2 separate regions of the Homo sapiens genome follow, and region 1 is linked to region 2. Evidence: chromatin loops called from intact Hi-C (ENCODE). Cell type or tissue: breast epithelium. All regions are shown on one strand. Links, peaks and the distances in the headings refer to the core of each region. The heading gives the core; the rest is flanking DNA. Region 1 holds the start of SMIM33 (small integral membrane protein 33). Region 2 has its middle 30 kb from the start of UBE2D2.

Evidence for each region. A loop is a pair of places that touch in the nucleus more often than their neighbours do. Peaks named below come from ENCODE experiments on the same cell type or tissue, not always from the same donor. Only the 100,000 strongest peaks of a DNase experiment are listed, where the experiment ranks them.
Region 1: a loop joins it to region 2, with 20 times the contacts of the local background. A loop is called at or near these places in 3 of 110 quality-filtered maps.

Annotation. Positions count from the first base shown.
Region 1 is chr5:139,463,813-139,472,142 of GRCh38, reverse strand. It overlaps SMIM33 (small integral membrane protein 33), which reads right to left and starts at 1,139. Exons shown (of 2, transcript NM_001365197.1): 1 at 1,013-1,139. The coding sequence starts at 1,021. RefSeq lists a silencer at 3,405-3,699. In breast epithelium, for the core only: no CTCF peak of the experiment used is centred there; no DNase peak of the experiment used is centred there; H3K27ac peaks cover 262 bases.
Region 2 is chr5:139,527,414-139,535,743 of GRCh38, reverse strand. It overlaps a transcript of UBE2D2 not described here. Among named protein-coding and RNA genes, the nearest start is that of UBE2D2, 30 kb to the left of the region's middle. In breast epithelium, for the core only: no CTCF peak of the experiment used is centred there; no DNase peak of the experiment used is centred there.

The DNA of each region.
Region 1 (8,330 bases), core at 141-8,140, 64 kb after region 2:
CATCACAGTCCAGCGTATACAGTTTGGCCCCCCAAGTTTCCTCCCACTGTCCCCTTTTCCCAGGTCTCCAGCAAAATTCCTAAATAGATCCTGTGCCCTGGGTCGGGAGTCTTGGCACGCTATGGGCTGCTGTCCCCACATCCTAGGCAGTGGGCAGAGAGCACCTGCTTCTTAAAGTCCTGGGGAAAGGGGGTCCTTGTCCAGCATTTTAGGCTCCCCTTACTCCCCACTCACACAGAAGACAGACAGGTGGTGCCCTGGCGGCGGGAGAGGTAGAGGTAGAGGTAGAGGGGATGTGAACTTAGAAGGCAGGGGGATGCCTCTTTCCATAACTGTACCCCTGCCACCCTGCCGAGGTCTCAACATCAGGTTCTGGGGTCCTGGAGGAGAGGGGGTGCCCAGTGTGGACTCCTGGCTCTGCCCAGGATGGATTGTGGAGACCCTGTGCCAGTCTTCCTCTGTCCAAGTCCCAGTGTTCTTCTACCAAAAGCTGGGGGTCACGATCCGTACCCCTGTCTGACTCCACCCTGCTTGGTATTAGATGGGGGTGGTGGCATTGTAGTGAAGGTAGCAAATGGCAAAACTGTAAACCCTAGAGCTGAGGTCCTCACAGGCCCAAGAAACTTTGCCTCCCTAGCTTCCCCTTCCCAGATGGGCCATCCTGGAACAAATCTTAGCGGGTGGAGCCCCTCTCTCTAACCCTGCACTCTCAGCATGGCCCTCCCCATGGGTAGGCCAGGAAAGGCTTCCCAGGACAAACCCATGTCCTTTAGCCCCTCAGTCCCCTTGTCCACACTATCCCATCTCCCACATGCATCCCTTCGTGGAAAGGCACACCCCCCACCCTACCTTGCAAGTGTCTCTGGGTCCCAGGCCACAAAGTTCCCAGGGCAGGGGGTGGGGAAGCAGCTCTAGATGTGCAGAGGAAAAGGGGAAGCTGAGGCTGGTGACAGACAGGGGGACCCTGCAGGGAGTCAGCCCAGCCTGGCAGGAAGGGGTGAGCAGAGTCTACCTGGTGCATTGTCCGGGCCGACACAGGGCTCCCTTGGGACTGGCAGCCAGCTGGGTAAAGGAGGGCTGGCCACCCTAATTCAGCCCCTACCCGGAGCTGCCACGTCTGCGGGGCCCATGGGCACACACCCTGTGCACACACTCTCACCGCTCTCCTGCGCTTGCACTTCCTTCCGGGAACATCTGGGCTACCCTGGGCTCTGCCCTTAACTCTGATAGTACCTTAATCTTCCTCCTTGGCGCCTCCTTTCATGCCCCCTGCCAGCTTCAGGAGCCTGGGTGTGCCTGACCACCCCTCCTCCACCAGATCTCAGAAGCCTGGCCAGAGCCCCAACCTAATCTGCCCCCCACCAAGTCATGCTGGCTCCTCGCCTTAACCAATTTCCTGGAGTTATTGTCCTTTGATCTTTTCTTTCTAAATGCAATATTTCTTTTTTTTTTTTTTTGAGATGGAGTCTCGCTGTGTCGCCCAGGCTGGAGTGCAGTGGCGTGATCTGGGCTCACTGCAACCTCCGCCTCCCGGGTCCAAGCAATTCTCCTGCCTCAGCCTCCTGAGTAGCTGGGATTACAGGCACCCACCACCATGACCAGCTAATTTTTGTATTTTTAGTAGAGACGGGGTTTCACCATGTTGGTCAGGCTGGTCTCGAACCCCTGACCTCGTGATCCACCCACCTCGGCCTCCCAAAGTGCTGGGATTACAGGTGTGAGCCACCGTGCCCAGCCTCTAAGTACAATATTTCAAACACAATGGAAACTGCAGATACATTCTCTCTTTAATAAATACATAATAAGTCTCTAAATCTCCAAGGCTCAACCACCAGCTCTGTCTTCTCTCAATAGTTTGTCACATTTATTTTTAAAATATTAATATTACAATGAAAACAGAAGCCCTCACTTCCTGACCTCTCCCCTCCTTCTCACCACAGGGATAAACATCTCATAGAATTTGATGTTTATTGGCCGGGTGTGGTGGCCCATGCCTGTAATCCCAGCACTTTGGGAGGCCAAGGCAGGAGGATCACTTGAGGCTAGGAGTTCGAGACCAGTCTTGGCAACATAGTGAGACCTTATCTCAACAAAAAATTTAAAAATTAGCTGGGTGTGGTGGTGTATACCCATAGTCCCGGCTACTTGGGAGGCTGAGGTGGGAGGATCACTGAGCACAGGAGATCAAAGACCATGAACCATGTTCGTGTCACTACACTGCAGCCTGTGCAACAGGGGGAGACCCCATCTCAAAAAAATAATAATAATAGAATTTGATGTTTATTATTCTCACACAAGGCATTGTTTTCCCTTTTTTCTTTTGGTTTTTATAAATATGAATTCTGTATTTCTTTGCATTTGCCTGAATGCAACTTCATTTGAGAGTATGTATGTGTTTTAATGTGTCCAAGTCACAAAAACTGCCCACCAATCTCTCCTCTCTCTAGAGACAGTTTTTTTTAGCCACAGCTAACTCTGTGGGACCAGCCATCCCTCATTCTGTCCATTGCTGTGCACTCACCATCCTCCCTTCCAGTCTGGAGAGCCAGAGACACCCTGGGAACTCCCCTCCGCTGGAGTCTTGATCCAGGATGAAACAGAATGTAGCATCCTGGTTCCTTGTCTCTCAGCCGAGCTGCCCACATCCTGACATCCAGGGCCCCCACTCAGACCTCCAAGTTCACTTGAGCCCAGATCCCTGGACTGCTGACCTGATCTGCAAAGTGAGCGGGACCTATTGCTGGCTGACCTTGAAGCCCCTGGCTGACCCTGAAGCCCCTGGCTGACCCCCTCCCAACGGGATCAAAGGCTCTGCTCATCCTCTGCTTCCCACCTTGGTCCATTTAGACTTTAGCCAGAGGGAATCTGGACTCTGCCACGGGTCCTGAACTTCGGCCACTGCTATTCACCTCCTGCCTCCTCAAGACACATGTGCCATTGCTCTGGCAGATATCTCCACTGGGGCTCCGGTCCCTGTGTCCAAAAGCCCAATTTTTGATCCTTCTGATGACTACTTCTTCCCTTTCCTCCCTCATTAATCCTGGATCTGTCTCCTAAAGGGCTTCCGAGAGGATAATACGGTGGAACTTCTGGGACCAGACTACAGCCCCAGCCTTCTGTGTCACTTCTCTACCACTGCTATGAGCTGCCCACCCATTCCTGCCGTCTAAACCTTAAACATCTGTTATAGCTTAGGTCAAGTGTGGCCTCCTCTAGGGACGAATTTTTCAGCCCTGTACTTGAGTAACTTGCTTTCTTTTCCTTAAGCCTTACAGCATAATGTTTCTTACCCGCTCCTAACATTTGTCACACTTTGTCTTATGTAACAGGTATGCGGAGGCTCATCTTTCCAGGAACCATGACTCTTTTTTTTTTTTTTGAGACTTAGTCTTGTTCTGTCACCCAGGCTGGAGTGCAGTGGCGAAATCTCGGCTCATTGCAACCTCCACCTCCTTTCCATCTCTCTGGGGGAGGGTGGAAGTGGCTTTGCTGGCCAGAGGAAGGCAAAGAGCAACCCTTCTTTCACTCTGTCACCACCAAAGGCAGGCAGGCTGAGGAGTCTGCAGAGGGAGCCGAAGGACAGGGGCCTGTGGGAATACCCTGAGCAGGCCAGAGTGGGGTTGCCATGATAGACTCAGGGCAGGTCTGAGAGGCGGCTGACTTTTGAGGTCATCGGAAACTCTGGGCTAGAGTTGGGTAAGTAAGGAGCAAAGGCTGCTTTCCTCTACCACACCCCACTTCTAGCCTTGTAAAAAGCTATAGGTCTGTAAGGAGTGTGGGGTTTCTTTTTAGGGTAATGGAAATGTTATAAAATTGATTTTATTTGGGGTGAGTGAACAACTCTCTAAATATATAAAAACCACTGAGGCAGCCGGGCCCGGTGGCTCACGCCTGTAATCCCAGCACTTCGGGAGGCCGAGGTGGGCAGATCACAAGGTCAGGAGATCGAGACCATCCTGGCTAACACGGTGAAACCCCAACTCTACTAAAAATACAAAAAATTAGCCGGGCGTGGTGGTGGGCGCCTGTAGTCCCAGCTACTCTGGAGGCTGAGGCAGGAGAATGGCATGAACCCTGGAGGCGGAGTTTGCAGTGAGCCGAGATCATGCCACTGCACTCCAGCCTGGGCAACAGAGCGAGACTCTGCCTGAAAACAAACAAACAAACAAACAAACAAACAAACCACTGAGGCTGGTGTGGTGACTCAGGCCTGTAATCCCAGCACTTTGGGAGGCCGAGGTGGGTGGATCACCTGAGGTCAGGAGTTCAAGACCAGCCTGGCCAACATGGTGAAACCCCATCTCTACTAAAAACACAAAAATTAGCCAGGCTTGGTGGCGTGTCTGTAATCCCAGCTACCCAGGAAGCTGAGGCAGGAGAATAGCTTGAACCCGGGAGCCAGAGGTTGCAGTGAGCCGAGATTGTGCGGCTGCACTCCAGCCTGAGCAACAGAGGGAGACTGTCTCAAAAAAAAAAAAAAAGCCACTGAATTGTGCACTTCAAATGAGGACGAGTGAGAGGGTGAAGAAGGCATCCACATGGTGGGGAAGGAATGGGAGCAGAAATGGGAGCTTGGTTACTGAAAGGGGAGTGATCCAATAAGTAAGTATTTAAGGATCATGGGAGTCAGAGAAGGGCCTTAGAGATGCTACTCCCTAGCACCAACGAGCACACTGACGACTCAGACCTCGGTTTCTTTCTTTTGAAAAAATTTGTTTTTTTGAGACAGGGTCTCACTCTGTGGCCCAGGCTGGAGTGCAGTGGCATGATCTCGCTCACTGCAGCCTCAACCTCCCAGGCTCAAGTGATCCTCCCACCTCAGCCTCCTGAGTAGCTGGGACTACAGGCACACACCACCCCACCCGGGTAATTAAAAAATTTTTTTTGCACAGACGATATCTCACTATGTTGCTCAGGCTGGTCTCAAACTCCTGAGCTAAAGCGATCCTCATGCCTAGGTCTCCCAAATTGTTGGGATTGCAGGTATGAGCCACTGTGCCCGGCCCTCAGTTTCTAAATATCATTTGCACCAAAAGGAATGAAGACCCCTTAAAGAAACAGCCGATTCCAGGGCTGGGGCAGGTGAAGCACAAGAAGTGCCTGGAAGCCGGGTGCGGTGGCTCACACCTGTAATCCCAGCACTTTGGGAGACCGAGGTGGGTGGATCACTTGAGGCCAGGAGTTTGAGACCAGCCTGGACAATATGGTGAAACCCCGTCACTACTAAAAATACAAAAATTAGCCAGGCTTCGTGGTGTGTGTCTATAATCCCAGCTACTCAGGAGGCTGAGGCAGGAGAATCACTTGAACCTGGGAGAAGGAGAATGCAGTGAGCCGAGATCATGCCATTGCACTCCCCCTGGGCAACCAGAGCGAAACTCTGCCTCAAAAAAAAAAAAAAAAAAAAAAAAGCCTGAAACATCTTATTATGCCAGAAAGTAAGGAAGTGCTCAAAAAATGATGGAGACGTGTCAAAAGGACACAGAAGCCAGCTTGTAGGGGCTAACAGTGGCCAAAATGGAGACAATTTGAGCATCAGAACAATAAATGATTGTATTCCAACCTAGTGAATAAAACAGAAATACATGAGTTTATATATAGATATAGAAAATATCTCCTCATAACATCTCTATTAATTATAAAGGATAAAAGTGTAACTTTAGAGTGGAGAAAACTGGCTGTGGTGGGCTAACTTGTGGCCCCCAAAACGATATGTCCATGTCTTAATCCCCAGAACATGTGAATGTTACATTATTTGGAAAAAGGGTCTTTGCAGGCTGGGCGTGGTGGCTCACGCCTGTAATCCCAGCACTTTGGGAGGCCGAGACGGGCAGATCACCTGAGGTCAGGAGTTCAAGACCAGCCTGGCCAACATGGTGAAACCCCATCTCTACAAAAATATAAACATTAGCTGGGCATGATGGTGGGTGCCTGTAATCCCAGCTACTCGGGAGGCTGAGTCAGGAGAATCACTTGAACCCAGGAGGTGGAGGTTGTAGTGAGCCGAGAGGCAGGAGAATTGCTTGAGCCCAAGAGGCAGAGGTTGCAGTGAGCTGAGATCACGCCACTGCACTCCAGCCTGGGTGACAGAACGAGACTCCATCGCAGAAAAAAAAAAAAAAAATTGAGCCAGGCATTGTGGCTCATGCCTGTAATCCCAGCAATTCAGGAGGTTGAGGCAGGAGGGTCACTTGAACCCAGGAGTTCAAGGCTTCAGTGAAGTGAGATTGTGCCATTGCACTCCAGTCCGGGTGACAGAGCCAGATCCTTCTCTCTCTTTTTTTTTTCCTTTTGAGTCAGGGTCTGGCTCTGTCTTCCAGGCTGGAGTGCAGTGACACAATCTTGGCTCACTGCAACCTCTGCCTCCCAGGTTCAAGCCATCCTCCCCATTCCAGCCTCCTGAGTGCTGGGACTATAGGCATGTACCGCCAAACCTAGCTAATTTTTTAATTTTTAGCAGAGACAAGGTTTTGCCATGTTGCCCAGGCTGGTCTCAAAATCCTGAGCTCAAGCAGTCCTCCCTCCTTGGCCTCCCAAAGTGCTGGATTACAGGCGTGAGCCATCACACCCAGCCCTGAGACCCTGTCTCTTAAAAAAAAAAGGAAAAAATAATGCATTATTTGATAGGATGCAAAGAGAGAGACTCAACATTGCTTCTTTGATGTCACTGCCGAGATAGATAACCTAAATTTTAATTAATTAATTAATTAATTAATTAATTAATTTTTTGAGACAGGGTCTCACTCTGTCGCCCAGGCTAGAGTGCAGTGGCATGATCTTGGCTCACTGCAACTCCACCACCTGGGTTCACGCCATTCTCCTGCCTTAGCCTCCCAAGTAGCTGGGACTACAGGCACCCGCCACCACGCCTGGCTAATTTTTTGTATTTTTTGTAGAGACGGGATTTCATCGTGTTAGCCAGGATGGTCTTAGTCTCCTGACCTCGTGATCCACCCACCTCGGCCTCCCAAAGTGCTGGGATTACAGGCATGAGCCACTGCTCCCAGCCTAGATAACCTAAATCTTATGAGGAAACATCAGAGAAACCGAAATTGAGAGAACTTCTATAAAATAACTGTACTGTAACCTTCAAAAGTGTTTAGGCCATGAAAATCAAGGAAAGTCTGAACTATTCCGGATTGAAGGAGACTGAAGAGACTTTCAGTGAGTAATTCTGGGCAGGATCCTTTCGCTATAAAGGACATTATTGAAACAACTGTCAAAATTTGAATAGGATCTGAAGATTAGATGGTATTAATATATTTATATTAATTTCCTAATTTTGATGGCTGTATTGTGATTATGTAGGAGACTGTCCCTTGTAGGAAATACACACTAAACTATTCGGGGTGATGGGGCATCCTGTTGACAATTTACTCTGAACAACAGTTCAGGGAAAAAAGTTCTGTGTAATGTACTTCCAACTTTTCTTGTGACTGTTTCAAAATAAAATATTAAGAAAATAAAGAAAAAAGGGCTAGGCATGGTGGCTCATGCCTGTAATCCCAGCACTTCGGGAGGCTGAGGTGGGTGGATCACAAGGTCAGGAGTTTGAGACCAGCCTGGCCAACATGGTGAAACCGTCTCTACTAAAAATACAAAAATTAGGTGGGCGTGGTGGCGTGAGCCTGCAGTCCCAGCTACGCTGGAGATTGAGGCATGAGAATGGCTTGAACCTGGGAGGTGGAGGCTGCAGTGAGCAGACATCTTACACTGCATTCCAGTATGGGCAACAGTGAGAGACTCTGTCTCAAAAAAAAAAAAAACAAAAAAAAAGGAAAGAAAAAAGGATACCATTCATTTAAATGATTGTATATGTATATGCATATTGTCAAAGACTGGAAGGCAAATAGACTGGAAGGGAATTAATAACAATAATATAATTAATATTAAGGAGGTAGGATTGTTTCTGACATTCCTCTGCTTTCGAATCTTTTTTTTTTTTTTTTTAATTTCAGTGATGGAGTCTCACTCTGATCATAGCTCACTGCAGCCTTGAACTCTTGGGCTCAAGAGGTCCTCTTGCCTTAGCCTCCTGAGTAGCTAGGACTACAGGCATGCACCATCATGACTGGCTAATTAAATTTTTTTTTTTTTTTTTTTTGTAGAGACAGGGTCTTGCTGTGTTGCTTAGTCTGGTCTCAAACTCCTGGCCTCAAGAAATCCTCCTGCCTCAACGTCTCAAAGTGCTGGACTGTAGGCATGAGCCATTGCGCAGCCCTGACCTTAAATCTTTTGAGTTTAGTTCAATAAATATGTGCTGAGGACCTGCTATGTGGCAGGCATTGTGCCAGGTCCTAGGAATATTGAAAAAAGTCACAATGCTGGCT
Region 2 (8,330 bases), core at 37-8,036:
ATCATAAATATCTTTTGTGTCAATACATGGAAACCTGCCTCATGCTCTTTGATAGGGGCATAGCCTTCCATATTTATTTAACTAATTCTCTATTAGAGAACTTTTGAATTTTTTTTTGAGATAGTGTCACTCTGTCACCCAGGCTGGAGTGCAGTCGTGTGATCTCGGCTCACTGCAACCTCTGCCTCCTGGGTTCAAGCAATTCTCCCGCCTCAGCCTCCAAAGTAGCTGGGATTACAGGCGTCTGCCACTGCATCCGGCTGATTTTTGTTTTTTTGTTTTTTGTTTTTTTTTGAGACGGAGTCTCGCTCCCAGGCTGGAGTGCAATGGCGCGATCTCGGCTCACTGCAACCTCTGCCTCCCAGGTTCAAGCAATTCTCCTGCCTCAGCCTCCCATGTAGCTGGGACTACAGGTGCCCGCCACCATGCAAGTCTCTTTTTTTTTTTTTTTTTGTATTTTTAGTAGAGACGGGATTTCACCATCTTGGCCGGGCTGGTCTTGAACTCCTGACCTCGTGACCCACCTGCCTCTGCCTCCCAAAGTGCTGGGATTACAGGCGTGAGCCACCACACCCTGACTTTATTTATTTATTTATTTATTTGAGATAAAGTCTCACTTTGTCACCCAGGCTGGAGCGCCGTGGCATGAGATCTTGGTTCACTGAAACCTCTGCCTCCCAGGTTCAAGCGATTCTCCCCACCTCAGCCTCCTGAGTAGCTGGGACTACAGGCATGTACCACCAAACCTGGCTAATTTTTCTATTTTTAGCAGAGACAAGGTTTTGCCATGTTGCCCAGGCTGGTCTTGAACTCCTGAGCTCAAGCAATCCTCTAGCCTTGGCCTCCCAAACTGCTGGGATTACAGGTGTGAGCCACCGCACCCAGCCTTGAATTATTTTCAGATATTCAATATTCTAAACAATACTATAGGAAATATTATTGTACAAATGTTTGTGCCCAATTAACTGTTTCCTTAGAATAAATTTCTTTTTTTTATGCTTTTTTTTGAGACAGAGTTTCACTCTTGTTGCCCAGGCTGGAGTGCAATGGCATGATCTCTGCTCACCACAACCTCAGCCTCACAGGTTCAAGCGATTCTCCTGCCTCAGCCTCCTGAGTAGCTGGGATTACAGACATGTGCCACCATGCCTGGCTAATTTTTTTTTTTTTTTTTTCCTGAGACAGTGTCTCACTCTGTCACCCAGGTTGGAGTGCAGTGGCGCGATCTCGGCTCACTGCAAGCTCCGACTCCGGGGTTCACGCCATTCTCCTGCCTCAGCCTCCTGAGTAGCTGGGACTACAGGCGCCCGCCACGACGCCCGGCTAATGGTTTGTATTTTTAGTAGAGAAGAGGTTTCACCGTGTTAGCCAGGATGGTCTCGATCTCCTGACCTCGTGATCAGCCTGCCTCAGGCTTCCAAAGTGCTGGGATTACAGGCGTGAGCCACTGCCCCTGGCTAATTTTGCATTTTTAGTAGAGACCGGTTTTCTCCATGTTGGTCAGGCTGGTCTCGAACTCCTGACCTCAGGTGATCTGCCCGCCTGGGCCTCCCAAAATGCTGGGATTACAGGTGTGAGACACTGTGCCTGGCCTGTAATAAATTTCCAGAAGTGAAGATGCCAGGTCAAAGAATGTGCAGGTTAAAAAAAAAAATGTTTTTTTTGCCAGGCGCGGTGGCTCACGCCTGTAATCCCAGCACTTTGAGAGGCTGAGGCGGGTGGGTCACAAGGTCAAGAGTTCAAGACCAGCCTGGCCAAAATGGTGAAACCGTGTCTCTACTAAATATACAAAAATTAGCCAGGCTTGGTGGCGGGCGCCTGTAATCCCAGCTACTCGGGAGGCTGAGGCAGGAGAATCGCTTGAACCCGGGAGGCGGAGGTTGCTGTGAGCCAATATCCTGCCACTGCACTCCAGCCTGGGTGACAGAGTGAGACTCCGTCTCAAAAAAAAAAAAAAGATGTTTTTTAATTTATGCTGAGATTGTTCTCTAGTTAAATTCTTGGAATTACTTGTTTTCTGACGCTCCCAGTAATACACTGGTCCTTATCAATTTATCAATCCTTTTCTTTTCTTTTCTTTTCTTTTTTTTTTGAGACGGAGTTTAGCTCTTGTTGCCCAGGCTAGAGTGCAATGGCGCGATCTTGGGCTCACCGCAACCTCCTCCTCCCTGGTTCAAGCGATTCTCCTGCCTCAGCCTCCCGAGTAGCTGGGATTAACGGCGCCAGACACCACGCCCAGCTAATTTTTGTATTTTTAGTAGACAGGAACTTGCCATGTTGGCCAGGCTGGTCTTGAACTCCTGACCTCAGGTGATACACCTGCCTTGGCCTCCCAAAGTGTTGGGGATTACAGGCGTGAGCCACCACGCCCGGCCCCTTTTCTTTTCCTTTCAACCTCTTTTTTGAGGTATAATTTACATGCCATCAATTTCATTCATTTTAGGTGTACAATTCAATGATTTTTTTTTCAACACAGAGGTTGTAGTGAGCTGAGATTGCACCACTGCACTCAGTCTGGGGGACAGAGTGAGACTCCATCTCTCACACACCAAAAAAAGTGTGTATGTGTATGTATATCCCCTATTGAAGGATATTTAAGTTGAGGAGTTGAGGTCCATATATTTTTTTTTTTTTTTGAGATGGAGTCTTGCTCTGTCACCCAGGCTGGAGTCCAGTGGCGCGATCTCAGCTTACTGCAACCTCCGCCTCCCGGGTTCAAGTGATTCTCCAGCCTCAGCCTCCCGAGTAGCTGGGATAACAGGCAAGTGCCACCACGCCCAGCTAATTTTTGTATTTTTTAGTAGAGACGGGGTTTCGCCATGTTGGCCAGGCTGGTCTCAAACTCCTGATCTCAGGTGATCCACCCGCCTTGGCCTTCCAAAGTGCTAGGATTACTGGAGTGAGCCACCGTGCCTGGCTGAGGTTCATTTTTTAGCACATTAAAAATAGTAGAATAGGGCAAGGCATGGAGGTTCATGCCTGTAATCCCAGCACTTTGGGAGGCCGAGGCAGGCTGATCCGTTGAGGTCAGGAGTTCGAGACCAATGTGGCCAACATGGTGAAACCTTGTCTCTACTAGATATACAAAAACTAGGCCAAGCGCGGTGGCTCACGCCTGTAATCCCAGCATTTTGGGAGGCCAAGGCGGGCGGATCACGAGGTCAGGAGATTGATACCATCCTGGCTAATATGGTGAAACTCCGTCTCCACTAAAAATACAAAAAATTAGCCGGGTGTGATGTCGGGCACCTGTAGTCCCAGCTACTCGGGAGGCTGAGGCAAGAGAATGGCGTGAACCGAGGAGGCGGAGCTTGCAGTGAGCCGAGATCGTGCCACTGCCCTCCAGCCTGGGCAACAGAATGAGACTCCATCTCAGAAAAAAAAAAAAAATACGAAAACTAGCCGGGAGTTGTTGCAGGCGCCTGTAATCTCAGCTACTGGGGAGGCTGAGGCAGTAGAATTGCTTGAACCCGGGAGGTGGAGGTCGATTGCAGTGAGCCGAGATCGTGCCACTGTACTTCAGCCTGGGCAACAGAGCAAGACTCTGTCCCCCCCAAAAAAAAAAAAAAAGTAGAATAAATTCCTAGATGTAATATTGCTATGTCAAAGGATATGCAAACTGAAATTTTCGATAGATATTAACAGATTATTTGCTAAGGAAGTTGTACTCATTTACATCCCCCACCAACAGTGTTTCCTCACACCCCCAAAACATCCCTCATCATAAATGAGGTCATGCATAATTAAAAAAAAAACACAACCAGGATCTTTCTCTGTTGCCCAGGGTGGAGTGCAGCTGCATGACCATGGCTCATTGCAGCTTCGACCCCCTGGGTTCAAGCAAACCTCCCACCCTAGCCTCCCGAGTAGCTGGGATTACAGGTGCATTCCACTATACCCACCTGGTTTTTTGTTTTTGTTTTTGTTTTTGTTTTTGTATTTTTTGTAGAGACAAGGTCCCACACTGTTGCCCAGGCTGTTCTAAAACTCCTGAGCTCAAGTGATCCTCCCACTTCGGCCTCCCAAAGTGCTGGGATTACAGGCATGTGCCACAGTGTCCAGCCAGGCATTATTTTCTTTTCTTTTCTTTCTTTCTTTTTCTTTCTTTTTTTTTTTTTGGATAGGGTCTCACTCTGTCACCCAAGCTGGAGTGCAGGGGTATGTGATGCAATCTCAGCTTGTAGCAGGACAAGCCACAGACAAAACCTCTCAGACACCGAGTTGTAGAAGGGCTTTATTCAGCTGGGAGCATCGGCAAGCTACTGCCTTAAAATCCGATCTCCCCGAGTGCACAATTTCTGTCCCTTTTAAGGGCTCACAACACTAAAGATTTCACATGAAAGGGTTGTGATTGATTTGAGCAGGCAGGCGGTACGTGACAGGGGCTGCATGCACCGGTGGTCAGAGAGAAACAGAACAGGGCAGGGAATTTCACAATGTTCTTCTATACAATGGCTGGAATCTATGAATAACATCAGTTTCTAAGTTATGGGTTGATTTTTAACTACTGGGTTTAGGCCAGGCAGGCCCAGGCCTGCTTTCAGGCCTGGTGCCGGGCTGCCTGTCTTTGATTTTACTTCTTTGTTGTTTTTTCTTAAAACAGGTACTGAGTATAAAATAATATAAAACAATATGAGAGGGTCTCTCTCTTCCCTCATTTCCCCCCCTTTGAGACTCTCACTTTTTATTAGTGGGAGTTCTCACTTTTGTTTTTGCTACTTATGTCTTTTTGTGCAATAGATTGATAGTGATTTACATAGTATGCTTGTGCTGAAGCATTTTTGTGAACTAAGGTGGCAACGAAGTTTTTTATCATTTGGAGAAATACAGGTATAAGACAAGGGAGCAGTAAGCAGGTTCCTATTACTATTATTATTTTTATTACAAGAGTTTTAAATTTTCCTATTGCTGGGAACCAATTTTCAAACATGGCTCCCGGACTGAGTCCATGCCACACTTGCACAGGTACATGTGCCAGTTTTGTTATATCTTTAACTATATTCTCAACTACTTGCCCCTGATCATCTATGTGTAGACAATAATTAGTACGGTTAAATTTTCTACAAACTCCTCCTTCAGCTGCTACCAAGTTGTCAAGAACTATTCTATTTTGATAGATAGCATTTCTCATCAGAGTCTCTTGCTGGGCAAGAACGGTCAAGGCTTGACCGGTTTTATTAGTAATAATTTCTAAAACAGCTTGCAACTGTATGATTCAGTTGAGCATGTAGATAGGGGTTCGATATCCTCATGAGCCTTCTTGTGCCTAAGTGGCGGGTCTATAGTATTGTATGATTCTTTCAGAGGGCCATTCATTATTTTTCTAATCACTTATGGCTATGCTTCATTTTTTGCAGGAAGCATAGACTGGGAAGCCTAGAAGTTCACCTGTTTTTATGGGCAGTAAGAAGAAAGATGGCTTAATGGTGCCAATTATACAGCTACCTGTCCTGATCAGGCAGCTTAGCATAAGCTCTGTGTCCACATATCCAGTATAACCTGGTGGGGGCCGTCCAGTCCTGGTGGAATTCTGGGTGGGCCCAAACAGTCTGCAACTTTGGAAATTTGCTGAATGGATTCCTTTCTGTGTGATTGGAACTCTACCATGTAACTGTTTTTGTGGTACCATTATACAGCTTTTGCCTAAGACAACTAAGCCACCTTACAGGATGAGTGAATCCTTTTCCTTCTCTAGCTATGCAATACTGTCCAATAATTGAGACTTTTAGAACCCAAAAATTGTCAGGGTGGTTCTTTTGGGCTGGGAATTCATCAGGAACTGGGTCTGTAGGAACTAATTTTCGGGCTTCCCATGGCCATTGATCTCTTGTTACAGTTCCTCCACAGACATAACATGAGGTGACTTGTAGAGACTGGGCTACATGTTCGGCTAATGGAAAAAACAAATTTTTAGTTTTTCCTGGAATCTCAGGTACTGGCACATTTAGTTCATCATGAAATACTGAAATACTGGTAGAAAATACTGGTAGAAGGTCTGAAATACTGGTTCTGGAGAGCGTTTTTGAACCTCTCCTTTTATTAGGATGCTTACACTAAGATCCAGCCCTTTTCCATCAATGCCTAATGTTACATTTTTTTTTATTTTACTTGGGTCTGAGGGGTTTGTGATTATCAATTTTAAAAGGATGCAGCTCCCACTTGTGCAGGAGGGGCTGACTTTTCATTTTTGGAGCCAAACAGGATCTTTTTTTATTTTCTTTTTAAGTAGCTCAAATGACACAAGACCAGTATTGACACATCTCGCATAAATATGATTTTTGACAGATGTACTTATTTTCTGCTGTGTAACTTTTTTTCCAATCTAGAGAACTGCATCTTATCCCATGCTGTTTACTATTAATAGCAGCACAGGCATCAAATTTTAAGATTACATTTTTGGGGACCCCTTTTTCTTCTGTTCTAGCTATTACTTTACTTGTGTCACCTAGAAAAGGACCAGTCCTTAGTCTTACTTCAAAGACTGTGATCTTGGGAGGTTCAGAGGGGTCATAGCACACATTGGGCTGGTCACTGCCTGGATTACCTACTTTATACTGAGTGTTATTATACAAACAGGTTCCTTTTGGAGTTCTTAGGCATTCATAATAACTATAAAATAATATGACTGTAGCAATCTTTTGTCCTACCTCAGTGACCTGATGTATATACTGGGAACAGTTTTCAGTCTGAGGAAGGTCAGTTGAAGTCCTTATTGTACAAGTCCAAATTTTGAGGAAAATGAGTCCCGCAATGAGTTTCCTCATGCTTCGGCCATGTGTGTACAAGTCAGCTTCCGGGTGTGACTGGAGCAGGGCTTGTCATCTTCTTCAGAGTCACTTTGCAGGGGTTGGCGAAGCTTCTCCTATCCACGTACAGCTCCTAGTCTACTGATGTTTAAGCGTGGTCTCAGTGGTTGGGCCTACTAGAATAAACTGAGTCCAGTACTTCTACACAGTTATGTTTAACTGGGCTCTCTGATACGGGGAGCAAGGTGGCAGGGTTTAGGGTGTTGCAAACTTCAGTGGTTATGCGGGGATTTTCACAGAGCAAGCTTTGGTATCTAGTTAGTCTAGCATTCATTAGCTAATGGTTTCCTTTGTTATTTATTAAAATCACCATAGCATGGGGGGACTTTATGTTTAGGTTTTGTCTAAGAGTTAGCTTATTTGCTTCTTGTGCTAACAGGGCCCTTGCTGCCAGGACCCTTGGACATGGGGGCCAGCCTTTGGAAACCCCGTCTAGTTGTTTTGAGAGATAGGCCACTGGCCTTGGTCAGGGCCCTACATTCTGGGTTAAAACTCCAACTGCCATTTTTTCTCTTTCTGACACAGAGTGTAAAGAGTTTTGTCAGGTCAGGTAGCCTCAGGGCTGGGGCCGACATGAGTTTTTCTTTTTTCTTTTTTTTTTTGGTTGATGAAATGCCAGGGTGAAAGGGATAGCCAAATGGACTAAAGCACAAGTGCCACACTAGTTATTTGGCAGAGTGCCCAGTAAAGGTCCACCACAATACCACCACACATCCACTCGGGGATGAACAAGGGCTGACTGATTGATAAGCTCTTGAAAATTCTTAAGCTCACTGCATCCCTTCAGGTCTCCAAGGAATACTAAGTTTCCTCTCTGCCGTGAGAGACACGAAGTGAACTTAGTGTTGGGAGACAGAAGCTGCATGGCCCTTGGGGGCTGACCCGCAGAGACTTTGGGATATAGCAGAGAGAGCTTGGCATGACTTATTACTCCAGGCTGTAGAATCCTGGAAAAGAGCTACCATGCAGTCCACGCCTGGTCGACTAGAGGACCACCTTAGTGGAAGGGGGACAATCAGGGCCTCTGGCCTGCCATGTGCACAAGCATAACAATTGCTTTTGTTTAATGTGCAGATGGAATATTTGATCCATTTCAACCAGGAATTTGCATCTGTCTTAATAGTACACAGGAGGCCTTATTACTTTTAAATTATACAACATTTTTTGCTTAAAATTTTTTTAATAAAATTTTTTCTTTTATGACTTTTGCAGACAATTTTTTAAACATGTTTTAACTTTTTGACTTATTACAAACATTCTTTTCTTTAAACAACCAGTTAATTTATTTCAGGACAAGAATTTATCATATAACTCTTTTTATATAAATTCTGCCTCTCCCCTTTATTTTTGAAGATAACCATTGTTTTTTTAAAGCAAACTTTCTTTATGTGTTTTGACTAGACTGTCTAAGGCCACAAGATTAGAAGTTACCATAATACATGTTACACTGTTAACTTTTAGCAAACTTCACTTTTGTTGAAAACCTTATAAGTTTGTGATTTCAATTATCCTTTGCTATTAATA